Regions from separate parts of the Homo sapiens genome. Here region 2 is linked to region 1. The links are chromatin loops, found by intact Hi-C in ENCODE. Cell type or tissue: GM12878. All regions are shown on one strand. Links, peaks and the distances in the headings refer to the core of each region. The heading gives the core; the rest is flanking DNA. Region 1 overlaps PTCD2 (pentatricopeptide repeat domain 2). Region 2 overlaps TNPO1-DT (TNPO1 divergent transcript).

Evidence for each region. A loop is a pair of places that touch in the nucleus more often than their neighbours do. Peaks named below come from ENCODE experiments on the same cell type or tissue, not always from the same donor. Only the 100,000 strongest peaks of a DNase experiment are listed, where the experiment ranks them.
Region 2: a loop joins it to region 1, with 8 times the contacts of the local background. A loop is called at or near these places in 4 of 110 quality-filtered maps.

Annotation. Positions count from the first base shown.
Region 1 is chr5:72,364,096-72,369,478 of GRCh38, reverse strand. It overlaps PTCD2 (pentatricopeptide repeat domain 2), which reads right to left. Exons shown (of 10, transcript NM_024754.5): 10 at 1,084-5,383. Among named protein-coding and RNA genes, the nearest start is that of PTCD2, 46 kb to the right of the region's middle. In GM12878, for the core only: a CTCF peak has its summit at 2,931 (motif pointing left); a DNase peak (open chromatin) is centred at 2,898; H3K27ac peaks cover 389 bases.
Region 2 is chr5:72,582,053-72,587,435 of GRCh38, reverse strand. The region is part of intron 7 of TNPO1-DT (TNPO1 divergent transcript); the gene reads left to right. Among named protein-coding and RNA genes, the nearest start is that of ZNF366, 77 kb to the right of the region's middle. In GM12878, for the core only: a CTCF peak has its summit at 2,638 (motif pointing right); a DNase peak (open chromatin) is centred at 2,805.

The sequences.
Region 1 (5,383 bases), core at 54-5,053:
TTGACACCAGGAATGCTGCAGTGCTTTCCAAATAGTGTGGACTTTACCTAGAAGTATTATGAACTGAGTCATAATGAACATCATGGTTCACTCTTTTCCCATGGTTGTCTTAATTAGCTGCACAATTTTCCCTGATCTCACTTGAAACAATCTTCAAATTCTTACCCAGAGGTTTGATTGAGCATTTTCTATTCATTTGTCAATTCTAAGAACTAGTTACTGGGATTAACTTACAAATGAATATTCCTTCCCTAATTGCTGCAGACAAATGCAGTTTGGCTGCTTCAACTTAAAACAATAAAGATGAAAGTAGTAGTATAATATAATTAATTTTGTGGTAGTAAGCATCTTCTAAGCTGTAAGTAGAGGATGAGACATGTAGTTCCAGAGTTGGGCTTTAAACCTACATCTAAAGTTCATTGTTATTAGGTGGTATCTGAATATTAGGCCTGGAAATACTGAATTGGCAAACATTTTTCTGTTTTTAATCTTTCCTCTATGTTTTCCAGGGGAAAAAACTGATATTTGTTAATATTCTCCTTCAAATAAACTGGGAAAGTTAAAATGTACCTTGGGTTGCAGTAAAAGATGGTTGTGTAGTAGGTTGATCTTTCCCATGGCTTACCTTGAGGGACTTTACTCATGTCAAAGGCTGCATAAGATGCTGGGCATTGGGAGACACATTTGGGGAGCAAATGGACAGCTCCAAGTGTCCTTGTCACCTTTCTACAGGATGTAGCCCAAGGGCAGCTGGTGAGGAAAATGATTTTTAGGCTTGTTGCTTGCTTTTCTCAACTTGGCCTACACATCTTCTCCCTTGAAATAAGAGTTTTAGGCTTGGGAGAAAACAGGACTGAAAGCAAACCTCTGGCTTCTCCTAAGTTCCAGTAAAGCAGCCTCTACTCTGAGTCAGTGAGTGAAAGAGTGAGAACACAGGAAGCCAAGCTCTGTCACAAAAGAACCTGAAAAAGGGACCTAAAATATTTTTTTTTCAAAGGGAGAAGCATTAACAAAATGATGGGGAAGACACAAAATAGAAGAACAGAGAAAGAAGAGGAAGTAAAATTCAAGGAGAAAAAAAAATCATAACACATTAGTTTATTTGAAATGTGAACAGACAGCAAAATTGCACATGGCCCATTTAGTCCAGCTTGCTTGCCAACTCTTCTACTCAAAGACAGGGGGACCTATTCCGCCTATCTGTCTCAGAACCTTTAAAATGGGGTCAGGAAATTTGCTACTTGGGCTTAGCAATGTGCTGGTTGTCTTTGTCCCACACTCTGCATCTATCTAGGTGTTTTGCATATAAGAACATTTCAATAGCATTAAATCATCAACAACCTAAAAGTCATGTCTACACCTGCAAAGTGAAATGTGGAATTGAGATAGTTTAGAGAAGAAAAAGGGATTTTTGAAAATAGACCCAAATAGTCCATATGAAAAAAAGATTTATACTTTTGGGCAAGACTCATGGCCCACTGAATTTGATATTTTGACTCTAAGGGTGTATCACAGGCTGTGGAATGAAAGGGGTATAGGAGCCCAGAGCCACTCAATTGGTTCACTGGTTAACCGCCCAGCTCTCCACTTTGTCATGGTGGGTCCTGCAGAAGTGAGCTTCATGCTACTGATTATTTACTTGCAAAGTGGGCGTTGTGCCTGGGTGATACCCTGCCTCCCTATGCAGTGCAGTAGAACACAGCCTAACTGTGTTCCTCCCTCCACTTCTAACACCTGAATGAGATAAAAGCCTGCTTAACACAGCATGTAAAGAAAGACTGAGTTCTGGCCACTCAACTCCAGACTCCTAGAGGTGTTTGACCAAATGGCCATCAACCAGGTGTTTTGGGTTTTTTTCATTTGATAAGTGAGGTAAATCACAGACATTATGTAAGGAATATGTACAATAGGATTTTCCCCAAGATTTTTTCTAGTACCTTTATCCCTGAGCTGGTGTGGCCAAACCATACCAACTCTGTGGGCCACATTGTTTAGAGTCATTAACAGTTTGTTTCTTTTACCTCATCAGTTGTTGTACAATGCACAGTTGCACTAGGGTCTCCTCTAGGTACTTTGGGTGGTTTTCAAGAATGTATCTATCGATGCCCATGAAGAAGTCATCTTGAACAAGGGCATCTGTCCTTTCTTCCTCCTGAGCTCTGGTCTCTGTCAGGGATATCTCTCATCAGAATCCCCATCCCAGCCCCAGTATAGTTAGTGCTCTGTGAAGTCTCAATATATATTAAAGTTTCATGATAATGGGAATTTCATCTTTGACCTATTCTTAGAGATGGGCAGTGATAAATACACCGGGAATCCAACATTTCCCTCACTTAAATGGAGAACGCTCCAAGATTTAGTCATTCCTGATGATGGCAGGAAGAGACAGTAAGGTTGACTATCATTTGATGAATCTGGAAGGGTAGAGAGACAATCAAAATAACCAAGATCCTAATTCCTTTTTACTTCTTTCACACACAAATGTGATTTTAGTTAATAAAGGCAAACAGTTAATTGGGGGGATTTTCCTTCTCAATTTGGGAGGAAACCCTTTCCCAAGTGAGACAAATGACCATCCTTTTTCTTTCATAAGAAACTGAGTGTATGTTTTCTCACAAAACATCTAATGTGTGTGTGCATGTGTGCTCACGTGTACACGCACATGGACACATTGCATGATACTTACATTGGTCTACTTTCTGCAGAGGATCAACTTTACTGCTTTCTCTCTTTTAAAAGTATCCTTTCAACACTAAATATTTCTTAACCTGCGTGAAGGCAATATTCTATATACTCCCTAAAGTCTATCTACAGCTACCTTTCCTGTCTAGCCTGCTATGTGGACCTCTGTTCTCTCTGAATTCCAGAAATGCTTTTGAAAACTAGCACCTTTTAAAAATAGTGACTCTGGACGCCCTCTGCCGTCTATTGTAAGTTCTTCAGCTCTGCTACTGACAGCAAAGCAGGAAGTTGGCCAGGGATTATTGAGAATACATGCACACAGCCAGCACTTGGGCAGGCAATACAGAGATAAGGTTAAAAACATGACCTCCAGCATCAGACCTCCTGGGTTCAAATACTGTGCTCTCCCGCTCTCTAGTGTTATATCCACAGGCAAGCAACTAAACGTCTCTGAGCTTCAGTTTCTTTATCTGAGAAATGGCATAATAGTACTTTATGGGGTTTCCCAGGGATCAAATGAGATAAAGTGCTTTGCACAGGACCTGGCAAATGGTAAGTCTTATTATTATTATTATTATTTGAAACATAGTTTCGCTCTTGTCGCCTAGGCTAGAGTGCAATGGCGCAGTCTAGGCTCACTGTAACCTCCGTCTCCCAGGTTCAAGCAATTCTCCCGTCTCAACCTCCTGAGTAGCTGAAATTACAGATGCCCGCCACCACGCCTGGCTAATTTTTTTGTATTTTTAGTAGAGATGGGGTTTCACCATGCTGGCCAGGCTGGTCTAGAACCCCTGACCTCAGGTGATCTGCCTGCCTCGGCCTCCCTAAGTGCTGGGATTACAAACTTGAGCTACCTTGCCCAGCTGGTAAGTCTTATATGTTATCTATTTTTGTCTATAATCTTTGTAATTTTATGAACCCTGGCTTTTTATAAGCCCCGTTTTTGTTGAATTCTGTATCACCTAAGGACCAATGTGTTAAAAATCGATTATGATCTTCTAAATTGGAAATGACATTTTCTCTGCTCTCTATAGCTTTTTTATATAATGACAAGCTTTTTAGGCCAAAGCCTCATGATGCATGCAGCCATCTTGCTACCAGCTATAACCGGAACATACTCCTCACCCTACCTGACATCAACCCAGTAATTTGCAGCTATAAAATGGAAGGTTAACTTAATCCTCTTCAGTCTTCATGGCTACATGAGTCTCCCTGGGATGCGGTAGAATACATCAGCAGATTCTGTTACTATTAGTTACCAGGAATGAGACTTGCACTTGCGGATTCAAAATCAAATTGAGTTGTAGGGCAGTCACTTTGCAGGGGTTATGCCTTCCTTCATGCTGTCAATTGTAACAGATGATGTTGCTGTCTAGGGGTAAGGGCTACTTTGGGGATTGAAAGACAGGGTGATGCTGTGCTCTTCTGGGTGAGCATCTTGGCCTGATTCAGTCAGGAAAAAGGAATCAGGGAAGACAAGGGATTTACAAAGAAAGCATCACTCTACTCTGACAATGCATTTCCAGGCAGGCCCGCAGTTCACAGACCAGTTCACAGACCGTGATGCCTTGCAGGCCATCTCAGAGGCCCCTGGTTCTCTTTCTTCTCCTGATTAAATGAGGCCTTCCTCTCCTATCCCAGAGCAGCCAGCTCTGCAGTGTTTCAGCTGCAGGGCAGTGATTAGCAGGTAAGCATGTGGTTCCCTTTCCCTCTGGGCCTTCTTTCCCCATCCCCATCTTTAATGCCTGTGGTAATGCTGCCTCTGAGGCCCTTGGAAGAAAGTCAGCTGGGCAAGGCAGGCCAAGCGGGGAGGTGAGCAGTTCAGCAGCGCTTTGATCCTCTTTCATTAGCAACTTGAAAGTCACCTGGAACCGTTGTGCCCACCGCCTACTCCCCCAACCCCTCGCCAAATCACTTCTTTCTCAGATTAGCTGTGTGCTTCGAATGTCTGGGGGGAAACGCCCACGGATACATTACTGCAAGATACAGGGGCCCTGGTCCAGTACATGAATGCACTGGCCAACCCAGGACCCCCGCACAGGCAAGTCATTCTACTTGTCTGTGTCTTGGCTCTGTCATGTGTAAAACCGGGACAGAAACAGCAACCAGTTTATGAGAAAACTGTGAAATGCCTAAAGTATATTGTGGCAGACTGTACATATTAACTAAAATCTGCCGTTAATTAATGAAATCACTCTTTCAAAAAATATTAAGACCTCATTAGATGTATAAATAATATGCTACATAAGCACCTTGGGGTCATATAAAACAAATGTAGAATACTCTGTTCTTCAGGAGAGACCGGATATGGAGAAAAAGATCTGTAACAATACAAGGCAGTGTACTTTACATGTTAAAATAAATGACACAGACAACTGGTTTTACAAAACACCAGCAAAAGGTCTTCCTTTATACATGCCACAGGGTGATATGAAGATTACCCTAGACTTAGCACTTATCCCAACTGCAATCATGTGGTCATTTGCCCAGTTATCTTTTTGATGTCTGTTGCTCTTGCAGAATGCAAGCTCCATGGGAACAGAGGACATTTAAAAAATCTTCTTGTTTTGACTCCATGTTATTGAATAAAACATATCTCAATCAGAATACACCAATTTCCATTAATTTTTGAGAACACTTTTTTGAGCTAATGCCATTTAAGCCAATGTAATTCCTTGATTCATTTTCTATGCAATACAGT
Region 2 (5,383 bases), core at 132-5,131, 220 kb before region 1:
ATTATCTCCTGGGTCACATTGCCTGTTTTTCTTGCCAGTCCACATACATTTTGGACATTCCTTGCATATTCAAGGAAGAAGACAACAATATACAGTCTACATTGGTCAACAGTGAAGTGAATCACAACATCTTTCCTTGCTTTCTTTTTGTATTTTGGGCCCATAAAGAGGGTATATTATGATTGAGAGTCAACTTTTCTCCCTGCCAAGGGCCTAGGAGTATATGTTTGAAAGGTTTTTTTGTTTTGTTTAGTTTAGTTACTAAGCATACTTGGGATTTGGTTATGTTCCTTCTTGAGATATGATTTATTTCCTGGACAAATATTTATTAAACACTGTATTAGTAATCTATTGCTACATAAAAAAATTACCCCCCAAAACTTAGTGGCTTAAAACAAAAAAAAGCATCTATTATCTCACACAGTGTCTATGGGTCAGGAATCAAGGAGCAATTTAGCTTGGCCATTTAGTTGCAGTCAAGATCTTGGCAGGGCTGCAGTCATCTAAAGGTTTGACTGGGGCTGGAGAAGCCACTTCTAAGATGGTGCATTCACATGGCTGCGGGCAGGAGTCCTGCCTCAGTTCTTCACGGGCTGTTCACAAGAGGCCTCACTAGTCAGTGTTACTCTTTCCCGGCATAAGTCTTAATTGTGCTTGGCTCCATGCTCTGAGTTCTTGGTTCTACCCCCGAGTCATATTTGTTTTTCCATAAAAGGTAGACTGTATATGTAGCTGCAAAGTTTTCTCAGTTACAAGACAAAAGTGTAATTTTTTTGTAACTTAGCTTCAGAAGTCACAGACCATCATTTCCTCAAAATCTTATTGGTTGCATAAACTAGACCTATTCAATATTTAAAGAGACCACACAAGGGCATGAAAACCAGGAGGCAAGAACCACTGGGGCCATCTCAGAGGCTGATTATCACAAACATTTACCAAGGCCAAGGCTCTATGCAGGGCACACTGGGGACAGAAGACCAGGTTCTTTTTCTCAAGAAACTTATACTCTAACTGGGATGATTAGACACACACACACACACAAATAATGTGAAAAATATCGCTGACTTATATAACCAAATTGCTGTAAGGAAAAAGCACTCACTTGGTATATCTCTCTGTTTGTTTCTCCCACTAGTTTTTAAGCTCTTGGCAAGGCATTTCTCATCTTTATTCCCCACAGGGCTTAGTTCAGAGCCTTGCCAAAGTAGATCTTTAGTAAATATTTTCTGAGTGGACAAAACTCCATGGAAAGGTCAAGAAAGTCTGAAAACTAAGAATAGGTCATTGGGTCAAATGATTCAATTTTGATTATTTTAATTTTCTAGGAAAATAATTCCAGGAGACTCTTGGATTAAAATTGAAATTGCAAGGCATAAAGAAGGTGGCAAATTCGATCATTCAGCAAATTTGGAAGTAAAAGGGAGGGTGAAAATGGATTTAACTTGAGAGGAATTGGCCAACAGATTCTTTTTTTTAAAGTTTAAGTTTAAAGTTTTTTTAAAGTTTGAGTTTAAAGTTTTTTTAAAAGTTTTGTGGGCATTTTTCTAGCTAAGGGAGGAGTCATAAAGAGAAGAGAAAATGGAAATGAAGAAGAGAATGTTGATAACTGATGAAGCAATGTCCCAGGAAGGGTTCACAAGGACAAAAGGACTAGACATTGAAAAGAAAAGGAATATTTCTTTTTTGGAAAGGACAAAAGATAAAGAGACATTGTAGAGTGAAGAAAAGGGAAGCTTTGTTAGGTCATGTTGAATGGCCTTGATTTTTTTCAGTAAAGTTGGGGGAAGGCAAGGTCATTCTACAGACTGAGGGGATCCAGAAGGGGATGGATCCAACAATGGAATATGCAACAAACTATTGGAAGAAATTACAGCGTGAGTGACCCGAATACTCACTGGATGGCAGTGAGGGGCATCTGGGTTGGGAGAACCAGTATGCAGGAGGACACAATGTCCTCTATTACTACTGGAACCATGGATGAAAAATAATAGCTACCTACACAAATGGCCATAGCTGGGAACCTTGGGAGACAGTCCAGCAGGTTTCTACCCTGACTGAATGTTCTAGTTCCATGATATAATTTCTTTCTTTTGAAGATCACTAGGAACCTTGGGCTGAGAAGAAGTGGCATAATCTGCCACTTAAATGTGTGATGTGCAATGTGGAAAATATGGAAAGTGTTTTCAATCTTTCTAGCAATTCTTAACATGAGCACTTTAAGATTCAATTACTAATGAGCACTGCTTCAGATCATATAAATGATGTCAATACCCTCTTCATATTAGCCAATGTGAAATCAACACTTAATTCCCACGTTCTTCTGTAGGTAGGTCCTACATCAAACTACATAAAGACAATGGCATTTTATGGAAAACATTCTCAAATGGATAGGAAATGACTAGATTGGGGCTTAGGAGACCTAGTTCCATTCCAGCTCTGCCACTATCTCACCCTAGGCAAGTCACTTAATCACTTGCCTAGTGATAGAAAGATAGTAACCACTCATTTGTAAAGCTAGAAAACTGGATTAGATGCTCTCTAGTTCTTTCCAGCTTGAGCATTCCATGATTCTGTGGTCTCCAGTCCATCAAATCACCTAGATTTTCCCCTGTGAGTGCCACACAAGTTGTACACTAGGGGTCACATTTAGATAACCACTTACAAGCACATCTGTCTGAATCTCCTAAACACGCTTCATTTACTTCAATAGGAGGCTCTTAGTTAGATGATGATTGACCTAGTTTCTCAATACAAAGTCCTTAGATGGGATCATGTTATTTCCTTTTCTGGCTGGCTGAGAAATCTAGGGGAAAGTGAGAAACACGGGTTTCTCTGACTCAGAGACTTTCATTTTGGGTTAATGCTATTTTCTTTCTGTCACACATGACCTCAAATTAGGCCAGTCTTTTACTCATGGGGCAGATAGATTCTTCTTGAAGCTTTCATAGATTTCGTCCATGAATGCTCCTTAGCTGGATGGGTAGTGTTCCCATCCAGATCATGTTATTAAAAAATCAGAGTTGCCTTCAAGGAAAACCAGTTTTGATAGCTCCTCATTGAATGATCAATATTTCTTCCACAATCTATTTCATGGCAAAATGAACAGTATCTTTCACCATCTGTTTCATGGCTTATTTTGCTTTCAGGGGAAGTCAACCAGAGAGATGGGCTTCTTCCCCAATCTCTTTGCCAGAAGATCCCTGAAATCTTTCTTGACCATGTTTTAATTATAGCATTAGTTTGTCTAACTTAAGTCCAATTTTCCTCATTTTAAAGGTCAATTCTGAGGGAAATTAAAATGATTAGCCATCACAGGAAGTGATAATGTTATAAATAAACCTTACCAAACTTAATAGTAATACTTCCCTTCATCTATATGGCTTTACAGTTTTCCAAGGGTCTTTACATATATTATCTCATTTAGAGTATCAATTGTAGTTTTTCTTTCCCCTTTCCCCCCATATCTCCTTTGCCAAAAAATAAAACCCAAGAGGGGTATAGGAAGGAAGGGACAGCAGAGAAGTCCCAGTCCAGTCGGCCTGGAGAAATGGGTGAAACACTCATTTGTGGCGACCTGGATTGTAGCCCGATTCTGTTTCTTACCAGTTGTGTGTCTTTTAGCAAGTTACACTCACTCTCTGAGCCTGGATTTCCTCACCTGTAAAGTATGTATATGAATGCCCCCTCTACCTAGTTGCACTGCGTTATTACCATCCCTCTTTTCTCATTCTCTCTTGAAGCTTCTCCAATCAAGTTTTTGACCCTATCACTCCTCAACATTGGCTATAGTTGAGGGCACCAGTCTTGTGGCTTCATACAACATCTATATGTTGAAATACCTACATTTCTGTAATTTGGACACCTCCTTTAAACTTCAGACTCATATATCTAATTGCCCTTCCAGCATCTTACTCGAATGTTTGTTGAGTCTCCAGATGGAACAGATCCAAAACAGAACCCGTGAGTTTTCTTTTCTTTTTTTTTATTATTATTATACTTTAAGTTTTAGGGTACAGGTGCACAACATGCAGGTTTGTTACATATGTATACATGTGCCACATTGGTGTGCTGCACCCATTAACTCATCATTTAGCATTAGGTATATCTCCTAATGCTATTCCTCCCCCTCCCCCCATCCCACAACAGTCCCTGGTGTGTGATGTTCCCCTTCCTGTGTCCATGTGTTCTCATTGTTCAATTCCCACCTATGAGTGAGAACATGCAGTGTTTGGTTTTTTGTCCTTGCGATAGTTTGCTGAGAATGATGGTTTCCAGCTTCATCCATGTCCCTACAAAGGTCATGAACTCATCATTTTTTATGGCTGCATAGTATTCCATGGTGTATATGTGCCACATTTTCTTAATCCAGTCTATCATTGTTGGACATTTGGGTTGGTTCCAAGTCTTTGCTATTGTGAATAGTGCCGCAATAAACATACGTGTGCATGTGTCTTTATAGCAGCATGATTTATAATCCTTTGGGTATATACCCAGTAATGGGATGGCTGGGTCAAAAGGTATTTCTAGTTCTAGATCCCTGAGGAATCACCACACTGACTTCCACAATGGTTGAACTAGTTTACAGTCCCACCAACAGTGTAAAAGTGTTCCTATTTCTCCACATCCTCTCCAGCACCTGTTGTTTTCTGACTTTTTAATGATCTCCATTCTAACTGATATGAGATGGTATCTCATTGTGGTTTTGATTTTCATTTCTCTGATGGCCAGTGATGAAGAGCATTTTTTCATGTGTTTTTTGGCTGCATAAATGTCTTCTTTTGAGAAGTGTCTGTTCATATCCTTTGCCCACTTTTTGATGGGGTTGTTTGTTTTTTTCTTGTAAATTTGGTTGAGTTCATTGCAGATTCTGGATATTAGCCCTTTGTCACATGAGTAGGTTGCAAAAATTTTCTCCCATTCTGTAGGTTGACTGTTCACTCTGATGGTGGTTTCTTTTGCTGTGCAGAAGCTCTTGAGTTTAATTAGATCCCATTTGTCAATTTTGGCTTTTGTTGCCATTGCTTTTGGTGTTTTAGACATGAAGTCCTTGCCCATGCCTATGTCCTGAATGGTATTGCCTAGGTTTTCTTCTAGGGTTTTTATGGTTTTAGGTCTAACATGTAAGTCTTTAATCCATCTTGCATTAATTTTTGTATAAGGTGTAAGGAAGGGATCCAGTTTCAGCTTTCTACATAAGGCTAGCCAGTTTTCGCAGCACCATTTATTAAATAGGGAATCCTTTCCCCATTGCTTGTTTTTGTCAGGTTCATCAAAGATCAGATAGTTGTAGATATGCGGCATTATTTCTGAGGGCTCTGTTCTGTTCCATTGGTCTATATCTCTGTTTTGGTACCAGTACCATGCTGTTTTGGTTACTGTAGCC